Regions from separate parts of the Homo sapiens genome. Here region 2 is linked to region 1. A link is an interaction called in ENCODE POLR2A ChIA-PET data of the cell type or tissue named here. Cell type or tissue: A673. All regions are shown on one strand. Links, peaks and the distances in the headings refer to the core of each region. The heading gives the core; the rest is flanking DNA.

What was found. Peaks named below come from ENCODE experiments on the same cell type or tissue, not always from the same donor. Only the 100,000 strongest peaks of a DNase experiment are listed, where the experiment ranks them.
Region 2: POLR2A ChIA-PET joins it to region 1 with 11 read pairs; 1 of 35 experiments calls an interaction of 5 or more read pairs at or near these places.

The regions. Positions count from the first base shown.
Region 1 is chr15:61,167,999-61,172,989 of GRCh38, forward strand. All of the region lies in intron 1 of RORA (RAR related orphan receptor A), which reads right to left. Among named protein-coding and RNA genes, the nearest start is that of RORA, 59 kb to the right of the region's middle. In A673, for the core only: a CTCF peak has its summit at 2,043; a DNase peak (open chromatin) is centred at 2,123; H3K27ac peaks cover 3,368 bases.
Region 2 is chr15:61,604,397-61,609,387 of GRCh38, forward strand. The region is part of intron 2 of LOC107984782 (a long non-coding RNA gene); the gene reads right to left. It overlaps LOC101928850 (a long non-coding RNA gene), which reads left to right. Exons shown (of 2, transcript NR_187928.1): 2 at 9-845. Among named protein-coding and RNA genes, the nearest start is that of LINC02349, 120 kb to the right of the region's middle. In A673, for the core only: no CTCF peak of the experiment used is centred there; a DNase peak (open chromatin) is centred at 2,795; H3K27ac peaks cover 993 bases.

The sequences.
Region 1 (4,991 bases), core at 451-4,450:
TGGAAACTTGCTCAGACAAAACTCCACCAAACAGTTGTAAAAGCCCAGAGTTCTACTAGTATTTAGGAATATGCTGAGTGTTGTTTCCTGTAGAAAACTTGTAATGTATATATATAATATATATTAAAAACATACATATATACACATATATACATACATATACATATATATGTAAATCATTACATATATACACATATATACACGCGCGTGCGTGCGTGCGTGTGTGTGTGTGTGTGTGTATGTATTTTGAGACGGAGTCTTGCTCTGTTGTCCAGGCTGGAGTGCCGTGGCGTGATCTTGGCTCACTGCAACCTCCACCTTCTGGGTTCAAGCGATTCTCTTGCCTCACCCTCCCTACTAGGTGAGACTACAGGTATGCACCACCATGCCCAACTAATTTTTGTATTTTTACAAAATTACAAAATAGTAATTTTGTAATTAGTAGAGACAGGGTTTCGCCATGTTAGCCAGGCTGTTCCCGAACTCCTGAGCTCAAGTTATCTGCCCACCTCGGCCTCCCAAAGTGCTGGGATTACAGGTGTGAGCCACTGTGCCTGGCCCTTGTATTATATATTAATCTTGATATTTTTAGGATAAATAAAAACGTGTGTCTTAATGAGCGCTAGATCACATAACCTGCCTTATCTACTTAGCTATTTCTCTTGAACATCTTTCCTTGTCATTAAATGATACATGAAGCGTTTTATGGTTCCCCTCACCAGGAGTCTGCTCAGTCTGGTGGACAGTATGCTGGGCTTGAAATCAAAACACCGAGATTCAGTCCTAGTTCTAGCAGGTGCTAGCTGTGTTTGGGCAAGTTGTTTAACCTCTCTGAGCCCAAGCTGCATGGGTGTAATGCTTACCTCCCAAAGTCTCTGACAGCCTAAATGAGATCACTCATCTGATCATTTCTAGCTTGGAACCTGCCTTGGAGTGACCTCTCAATTATTACTCATTTCTATCCACTCAGTTGATGTGATTTCTTTCTCCCTCCAAGCCACACCACTCTTTGTACCTTCCTGTGCCTCCATCCTGCTGGATCTCACCTTAAAGGAGCTTGGGAACTTGCTGTATTCCCCCTGCCAGAGCATAAGAACACTCCTGAAGGCAGGGCTGGCCTGACTCCTCTGACTGGCCCCAGGGATCCCCTAGCATATGCCAAGTCCCCTGCAGACGCCAGGCATCTGTGGAACTGAATGGGGAATCCAGCCTCCCTTCGCCTTAACCCTTGCCATTCTGGGCCTTGCACTCTTACAGCCCTGTACACAGCTTGGAAAAAAAAAAAAAAAGTCTGGCGTCTTTTAAGGCCCTGGCTTGACGTTGATGCTAAAAAATACTTTCAATCTGGAGCTTGGCTCTTTGGGGTCCCGATGATACCTCTCTGCCTGGTATCCTCTGCCTACAGCTTCTCTCTTGGTGGCCAGCTCTGCCTCCTCTTCTGCAGGTTCCTCTTCTGTGGCAGCAGAGGATAACCTTGTTAAGTGAGAGGAAGAGTGGTACCCCCTCTCTGCCTCCTCCTCACACGGGACGTAAACACCACGGCTTCAGCAGGGAGCTAGTCCATGCTGAGGCCTTCTCCAGCCTTTCTAGCCTTGATGTTTCTTTATTGTTGTCTGTGGCTTGGTTTCGTTTTTCCATTTTCATGAAAAAAAAAAAAAAAAAGCTTTCTTTTCTTGGCCCTTCTTCCAGCAGTTGATTGATTTGCATTGGATGCTGAAGCCACTTCCTGTTTTTCCTTCAAACCCCCCAGCAACTGTCTTCCTTACAAACGGCCTCAGAAAAAAAAGAAACAGCTCACATTCCTGGTACAGGGCACCTGGGAAGAAAAATTCATTGGATTTCATCAGGAAGTATGATGTTCCTTGGGCAGCATCCCAGGGTGGACCTTTCTGTTGACCCTATCAGGATGGTAAAATTGAAAAGAACCCCCAGAAGGCAGTCCTCACTCTGCAGGACACCTACTCCCAGAGGCACCGTGTCCATCATAATAGTTCTAAGCGTGTGTACTAGAATTGGATGTGGGTGTGTTTACTTCTGCACTGCCTCCTAGCTGTGTGACCCAAGGTGAGCTGCTGTGCCTTGCTGATCCCCAGTTTCCTCATTTGTCAAGTGGGTTGAGTCATAAGACTTCCTGTATTGGTTTCCTGTGGCTGCAGTGATCAATTACCATAAATGCAGTGGCTTAAATCAACACAAATCTACTAACTGTTCTGAAAGTCAGAAGTCTTCAAATCAAGGAGTTGGCAGGCTTGTATTTCTTCTGAAAGCTGTAGGGAGAAATCTGTTTTCTTGCGTTTTCTACTTTCTGCAGGCCACCTGCATTCTCTTTGCCCTTTCTTCCACTTTCAAAGCCAGCAGTGTAGCGTCTTCAAATCTTTCTCTTCCTGTTTGTGTGTCCTGTGCTTTTGTCATTAAATCTCCTTCTTTCACTCTGACTCTCCTGCCCGCCTCTTATAAGGACCTGTAATTACACTGAGCTCGCCTAGTTAATCCAGGATCATCTCCCAACTCAAGGTCCTAACTGAATCGCATGTGCAAGGTCGCTTTCCATGCAAGGTAACAGATTGCCAGGCTCTAGGGATTGGGGTATGGACTTCGCTATTTTGCCTGCCATACTTCTCTCATAAAACCATTATGAAAATATAAAAAGAGCATATATGTGTATTTTTCAGCACAATCCTGGCACATTGTAAGTGCTCCAAATATACAGCCATGATTATATCAATATACCAATACCAGCACTAGCAGTCAAAAGAGAAGTGGTTGTTAATGCTTAGTTAGGTAAAGCAGAGCCATTTGGATCAACCTTGAATGAAAGCAAATGGAAGCGTAATTGGGGCTGGATAGTGCACAGACACATCCTTTTACAGTTTCATATCCTCACTCTTCGTTTTAAAAACAAATGTTTACTGGGCACCCTCTAGATACCATACTTTCCATTCCTCACAATAGTCGTTTCTGGTAGATGTTACCGCCTTACTTTACAGGTGACGACAGTAAGACTTAGGTTACACAATTTGGTCAGATTGTTCAGCTGGTCACTAGCAAAGGCAGGATTTGAATTTGCTATTGTCTGATTTAAGCCCGCCCTCTTTCCAGGCTCCAGGACTTGGCGACATGCTGGCTCATACTCACTCTGATCATCAAAACTACACCAGACCTGCCCCACGGGCAGCTGGCACACTTGGCTTTCAGGGCAGAAATCAAGTTCTTGCTTCTCCGGTGTCCTCCACAGCCCTACACCCATCCAGGGGCACACGGTGGGTGGGCTATGCCATCCTTGTGATCTTGCTAGGAACAGGAGAGCCCAATGAGAGGCCTAAGTGCTTCTGGGGCAATGGTTCTCAGCCCTGGCATGTGTCACAATGACCTGGAGAGCCTGCTAAGCCAGACTGTTGGCCCCACCCCCAGAGTTCAGTAGGTCTGTATTTGCATTTCAAATAAGAACCCAGGTGATGCTGATTCTGCTAATCCAGGCCCACACCCTAAGAACCACCCCTCTGCAGGGATCCGGAAGTAAATTTATTAAAGGAGAATACACTGCTCAGATGTGGGGTATTAACACTCACTGGTCCCCACCCACTCCACTTCTGGACTTCTGCAGAGCTGCTAGCCCTACTTGACTAATAATTCCCAGCAGAGGGGCAGTCTCCCCATAACCTATGACACATCGCTCACTTTCCTCCACTGCTCCTGGAGGTGGCCCCCATTGGGAATCTTAGCTTTACTGGCTACATCTTTAGCAGAGAGGCCTGGGTCATCTGTCCTCCCTGTATCTTCAGCTCAGCCAAACAATAAAATGCAAGACACAAAACGTTGCCTTTGAAAATGAGGCAGCTGGGGAGAGGAACGATGCCTTTAAAAGGGCAAAGGTTCTTTGGGACACCGATCCTCAACATCTCACCCTGCAGCTCAAAGTCAAGGCTTGCCAGGGTTCAAGTTCTCAAGTGTGCTTCAGTGGTGTTATTTAGATGTGACCCTATAGGCTGAAGGGCATGCACATTAGCATATTTTGTAACAGCTGTTGATGAAGATGTTAAGTCTTGCTCAGGGGACCAGTTGCAGTGAGAAGCATTTTATGAGAACAATATATATTGTAGACATCTGAATATATTTCCATGAGAAAATAAGGATGAAGAAACAAAAAAAAATGGTATAGTGTCCTTACACAGCAGATGAATATTTAATACACTGGAGCTTATCTTTAAGAGAAAAAAATACCCTTTGCAATTTTTCATGCTTCCTACAATAGCAATCCATATACGAAATGACAAACACTATAGCCACCCATATAAATACCACGTATTTCATTATTCCTTTCTTACGGTGGCACAAAGGCCAGCTGCTACATGAAGTATCATGAAAACATAAATTAGTGGTTATAAATAGCATATTTAAAGGATGAGGCCATCTAAAATCGGTTGGCTTAACAGAGGCCAAGAACAAGTCTGAGGAATTGATAAGACAGGAGGGAAACTCAGGTAGTATATGCAGATCCCAGGACAGCAGCCCACAGATGCTCCACCAGGGGCTCTCAAAACAGAGTTCAAGGGGGATAGGTCTCAGGGCCCCGGAGGAATGATCCTACTTTCAGTTGACCCTTGCCACCTCAGGAGGGACCAATTCAGAGACTGCTTATCACCACTATTTTTAACTTCTTGGCAATATAACCAGTACAATGGGAAAATCGCCCAAAGTAAATACATACTCTCCTTTGATTCTTCTCCTGGAAAGCAGTTTTCTACTATTTTCCGTTAGAATCATTTCCAGGGTAAATCACACTTCAGAGGCAGAGCTTAAGTCTAAGGGTCCCCTAAGGAGCATGTATCCTGGGCTGGGAGGAGCTAAAAAAAAGGCATGTCTTTGCTCTCTGCTGTAGATGCTGTGTCCAAGCAAGTCCTTTGAGAAGCCTCTGCAAGTTTTTCACCTTCAAGCCTCCTGCGTTATTACTATTTCCTGAGTTTTGCTACCAAACAAAATTACCTGTAGTC
Region 2 (4,991 bases), core at 326-4,325, 440 kb after region 1:
CTTCACAGACACCCCACCGCCACCTGCCTTGATTCACAAGGAGCACAACCTCGTCTGAAGGACTCCAATCCACAGAGTTAGGAACCCTCATGGGACCCTGCTCATCCTGAGCCCCCAACTAGCATGTGAGTTCCCTGGGGCTCTTTATGGCACTTCCCTCAAGTGGTTCCATCTACTTAATGAGCCTCATGTCACCTTATGAACCACTGCCTTTAATATACCCTACCCTACACACACACACACAAACTCCATATCTTCCATCTCTCCCTACCCCTACCACAACCCCTTTCCTTCCTTGCAGAATTCTGCTGATAATTTACTAGATGCCATCCTTGGGGCTTGGCTCAATTCAATCCACATGAAGTTCACAAACATGTATTAAGACAATCTATTTTTGAGGTATAGAAGGTACCCCAGGTGACTAACACAAAGTTCTTGTAGCCAAGGAGCTCAGAGAACCTGAAGATACCTTCACTGTCCTTCACAGTTATCTCAACCTTCAGCATTCCCCCAGAGAAATGCTGCCCTCTAGGAAGTTCTCTCCAAGGAATCCCACCCCTGTCCTGAGTATTTCTTTAATCTACAACTTTCCTGAGGCTGTGTATTGCACAGGGGGCGTGCCAATGGGTTCTGCACTTGTGTCCAACACCCTTGGTAAATCGACCTTTCCAGAGGACTTTGGAGCCCTTCGAGGATTCTCAGCATCTGCATCTCCCAGGAGCTCCCAGCATGCAGTTGGCACTTGATGACTGTTTGTAGCTAAGGTACTTAGGCTGATTTTATTTAATCTTTAGTATCAGGCTGATATTTTAAAAATTCCAATTTAAATAAAACAGTTTTAATTCTAGTTTTTCATTTTATGGCCTGTCTTCTTCTTGACCTCCTCAAAGCCTTTACACAAATCCACTTGACTTTTCCATCACAAATTGTGGGTTTATTGTTTCTCTGGAATTGAAGGGAGAATTTATTCAAATTTGACCTAAAGCTATAGACAATAAGTCACTAGAAACAGTTCCCCCAGACATAACTATGTCTCTACCCAGTAGAGTAGCCCCAAAGGAATTCTTACGGCCTAGTTATGTCCTCCAGGTTAGGAGGATCGGGGGTAGGAGTGGGGGGAGTTCCACACCGAATATGCTGACACTGCACTAACTATATAGCAGGCACCCTGTAATGACACCTTTGGATAACACAGAAAATGATTGTGTTCCAAGGATGAGCTGTAATGAGAGGGGAGGGTACAGAGAGCCACAGGCGGCACTGTTTCCAATCTAACAACACAACTGGGGGCAGGGGCAGGCGTGTGCTTGCTTTCAAAATAATAAATACTGCTATGGTATTTCCGCCCAAGGCTTTTGAGGAGAGGATGAAGTTGGAAGAGCCAACAGGCATGAATGGATTTCTCATTCTCCTTCCAAGGTGGAAGTGGGAAGAGCAGCTTGACCAATTTAATAGTGTATGACACTGTTCTGTCACTGACAAATCTTCTACCAAGTGTTTATAGACTTCCTCTTCACTGATGTTCTACTACTTGGGCAAATGACTGGACCTCTTTCAGCCTCAGTTTCTTTATCTGTAAAATGGGGATAAATTATAACACCTAACTCATATAACAATCACACTCAAAATATTACATACATGTGTATCTACATGCACAGGTAGATACACATGTATGTAATATTTTGATAAATGGATAGATGGAATGAACTTACACACCTGGCTCATAGTAAATAAATAGTAAAAGTTATCCCTCCCCTGTTTCCCAAGTTCCCCCAACTTTTGATGGGAAAAGAAAAAAGCAAAATCAGCCCATTTGGAATGGCAATGAAACCCAATCTTTCACATGCTATATGAAGACAAGATCCATTCAGTTTAAAGAAAGAGCTCAAAGCCGCAAAGCATCATTCTATAATCCTTTACAGAATGGTGACACTTGGCTGATTTGTCAAAAATCCTTCTACATATCCACATTGGGTACTTTTAATGAATGTCAGCTTTTAAGAATCAATGACATTGACATTACTCCATGGAGCAAATACTGACGGCCCAACTTATAAATTCCCTGATGCCAGTATTAGCAAGGCAGCAAGATGAGTTTTCTGTTCGCTGGTCTTGTTCTGCTGTCAAATTCTGGGGGACTTGCATTTCAAGCAATATATCTAATCTCTTTAAATTAAATTATCTTTCTTTTGCCAGCCAGAAATTTTTTTGGAAGAATATTATCAACTAAGTGGATCAGAAAATATGGGTTTAAGACTTGCTTCCTGGGTGAAATGATATTAAAATGAATGTTATTCCCTAGATAAATGATGTGTTTCTAGGGTCATACACTATAGCTGTTAGAAACGTTTTTAACAGAATCTTCAAATCAAAGGAGGAGGGGAATATGAAATTAGAGGGAATTTCCTTCTTCAAAGGGATAGTGGGTATAATTTAGTTTTTATCAGAACAATAACTTTTCCCTCCTGAATTTGTCTTACCTACTGATTTTTTTAACTACTGATATTTAATTGTTAGAATATGTGTGAAATATTTTTCTGCATGAAAAAGATTCTCTGCCAGGCCCAGTGGCTCACGCCTGTAATCCCAACACTTTGGGAGGCTGAGGTGGGCGGATCACCTGAGTTTAGGAGTTCGAGAGCAGCCTGACCAACTTGGCAAAACCCTGTCTTTACTAAAAATACAAAAATTAGCCAGGCATGGTGGCAGGCGCCTGTAATCTCAGCTACTCCAGAGGCTGAGGCAGGGAGAATCGCTCGAACCCAGGAGGCCAAGGTTTCATTGAGCTGAGATTGCACCACTGTACTCCAGCCTGGGTGACAGAGCCAGACTCCATGAAAGGGAGGAAGGAAGGAAGGAAGGAAGGAAGGAAGGAAGGAAGGAAGGAAGGAAGGAAGGAAGGAAGGAAGGAAGGAGAAAGAGAAAAAGATTACCAGTTAACTAGTTCACTCATAAGCTGTTTTTACACTAAAATCCCCAAATATCTACTATAGCTTTCTAAACAATTGTAACTTCTGCCCTCAGCCTCATCCCCTGCTCATATGACCTGTCCACGACATATAGTTTGTTGATGGTTATAGTCACAAATGTTGATTCCTATTTTGGTGTAGCAAATACTCTCATTGAGTTCTCTCAAAACACATACTTACATGTTTTTTTTTTTAATTGCCATGTGTTTCAAAGCTAAAATAAACTAAGTCAAATTTGCTCGAAGGCTTGCATCTAGTAAGTGATAGCAGTAAGATGGAAATCCAGTCTCCTTGACACCCTAATGTAAAGCCATGTGGAAGTCACCAGCAATTGTCATTTTTACCTTTAACTTTAGGCTGCCTTCATCAGTGAAGTCTAGACCAGAGGTCAGCATGCCTTTTTTGTAAAGGGCACAATAGTAAATATTTTAGGCTTTGTAAGCCGTGTGGTTTTTGCTGCAACTACTCAACTCTGTGGTGTAGTGCAAAAGCAACCATAGACAATAAGTAAACAAATGAGGTGGCTGTGTTCCAATAAGACTATATTCATACAAACAAGAGCAGGCCGGATTTGGACCATGGGTTTTAGTTTACTTACTCTTTGTTTAGACCATATTTGTCAATCATGGCTTGGTTAGATTCGTAACACACATTAGCTGTGTTTATACCTTATGTCCAGGACAAAGTTGTAAATTTATTGAAGTTCACAGCTGGTCTCACCTGCCTTTCCAGCCAATCTAAGTAATCTAGCCCAATCCTGAAATTACGTAGTTTCTTAAAAGATACCTGATAATTGTTTAAGTAAAGGAGGGAGGAAGGAATGTATATACCTCAAAGAGCTTCTCCTAGAAACTTCTGGTCACTAGTGTCAAAATGGTATCTAGATAGTTTTAGTTCTACAAGTGATAATACATACATCTCTGTTTTGAGCAACTTCCAAGGATTTTAGAATGTTTCACTAATTTTCCCCTGAATTCACTCAATATTTATGTGATAAGAGGTGTTACTGCTGGTAACAATAGGAAATTAGATTGCTAGATTAAAATCACCAAAATTTATTTCTTGATTAGGAAATATCAAGGGCACACATACTTTTAAGTAAAACTTGCCAATAAATGAAGACTGAGATGATATAATGAATCCTAAAAGAGATTTTACCATGTTTGAGTATTGTGGACTTATGGAAAACCCTTAATGTGTTAAGTCTTTAAAGGCAAGACAGAAAGACATTTTTATTATACTTCACCCCTTTCTCTTTCCATATCGGTTTGAAGAAAGTTGGGTTTAATGCCTGGCCATGGATATAATGTCTCAAGATATTAAATACATTGTGCAACTTATGGTAACTCTTGCCATTTTACACTTAGAAACTACTAAGTAATTACTAAATGGCAGGCAATATTAAGTCAGCTACTATCACTGTTTGTTCAGAAACTTTCTGTTCTATAATCTAGTCAAGTCCAACCCACCATTGAGAAATGGGCAATAGCGTTCACCCCACAATACAGTAAGAAATAAAATAACCTTGAGAAGGCGGAATTTTTTCTCCTATCAATGAACTTATACATTGGAGATTATAGTGCTCTGTAAGGTAATTATTTCTGAAGGCATATAATCTATCACATGTGGATTTATCCCCTCCAAGGAAAGGAACAAAGCTATTTCCTAGGCCAGGTCAATAACACAACATATGACTTCCCCATGACCAAGGAGAACATGGATGAATTTTGAAGGTGAGATCAACAGCTTTTTAAGAAGAATATGAAATTCTATATGACTTTATGAAAACATCAGCTTTCTTTCTTAAGGTAATAGAGAGAAAGCCAAGGGTATGGCAAGAATGACAGGTATCTCCATAGCCCATAGAGGAACATAAAACCACAAATCAAGAATAGTCACGGACTGGAATCTAAGCTCAAGTTTCAGATTCCAGTGATTGATACTCAATGTAGATTTTATGAAACTTCTTAAATCTGAAAAATTGCTTAGTGTGGAAACAGTACAATGTGGTTATTAAGAGAT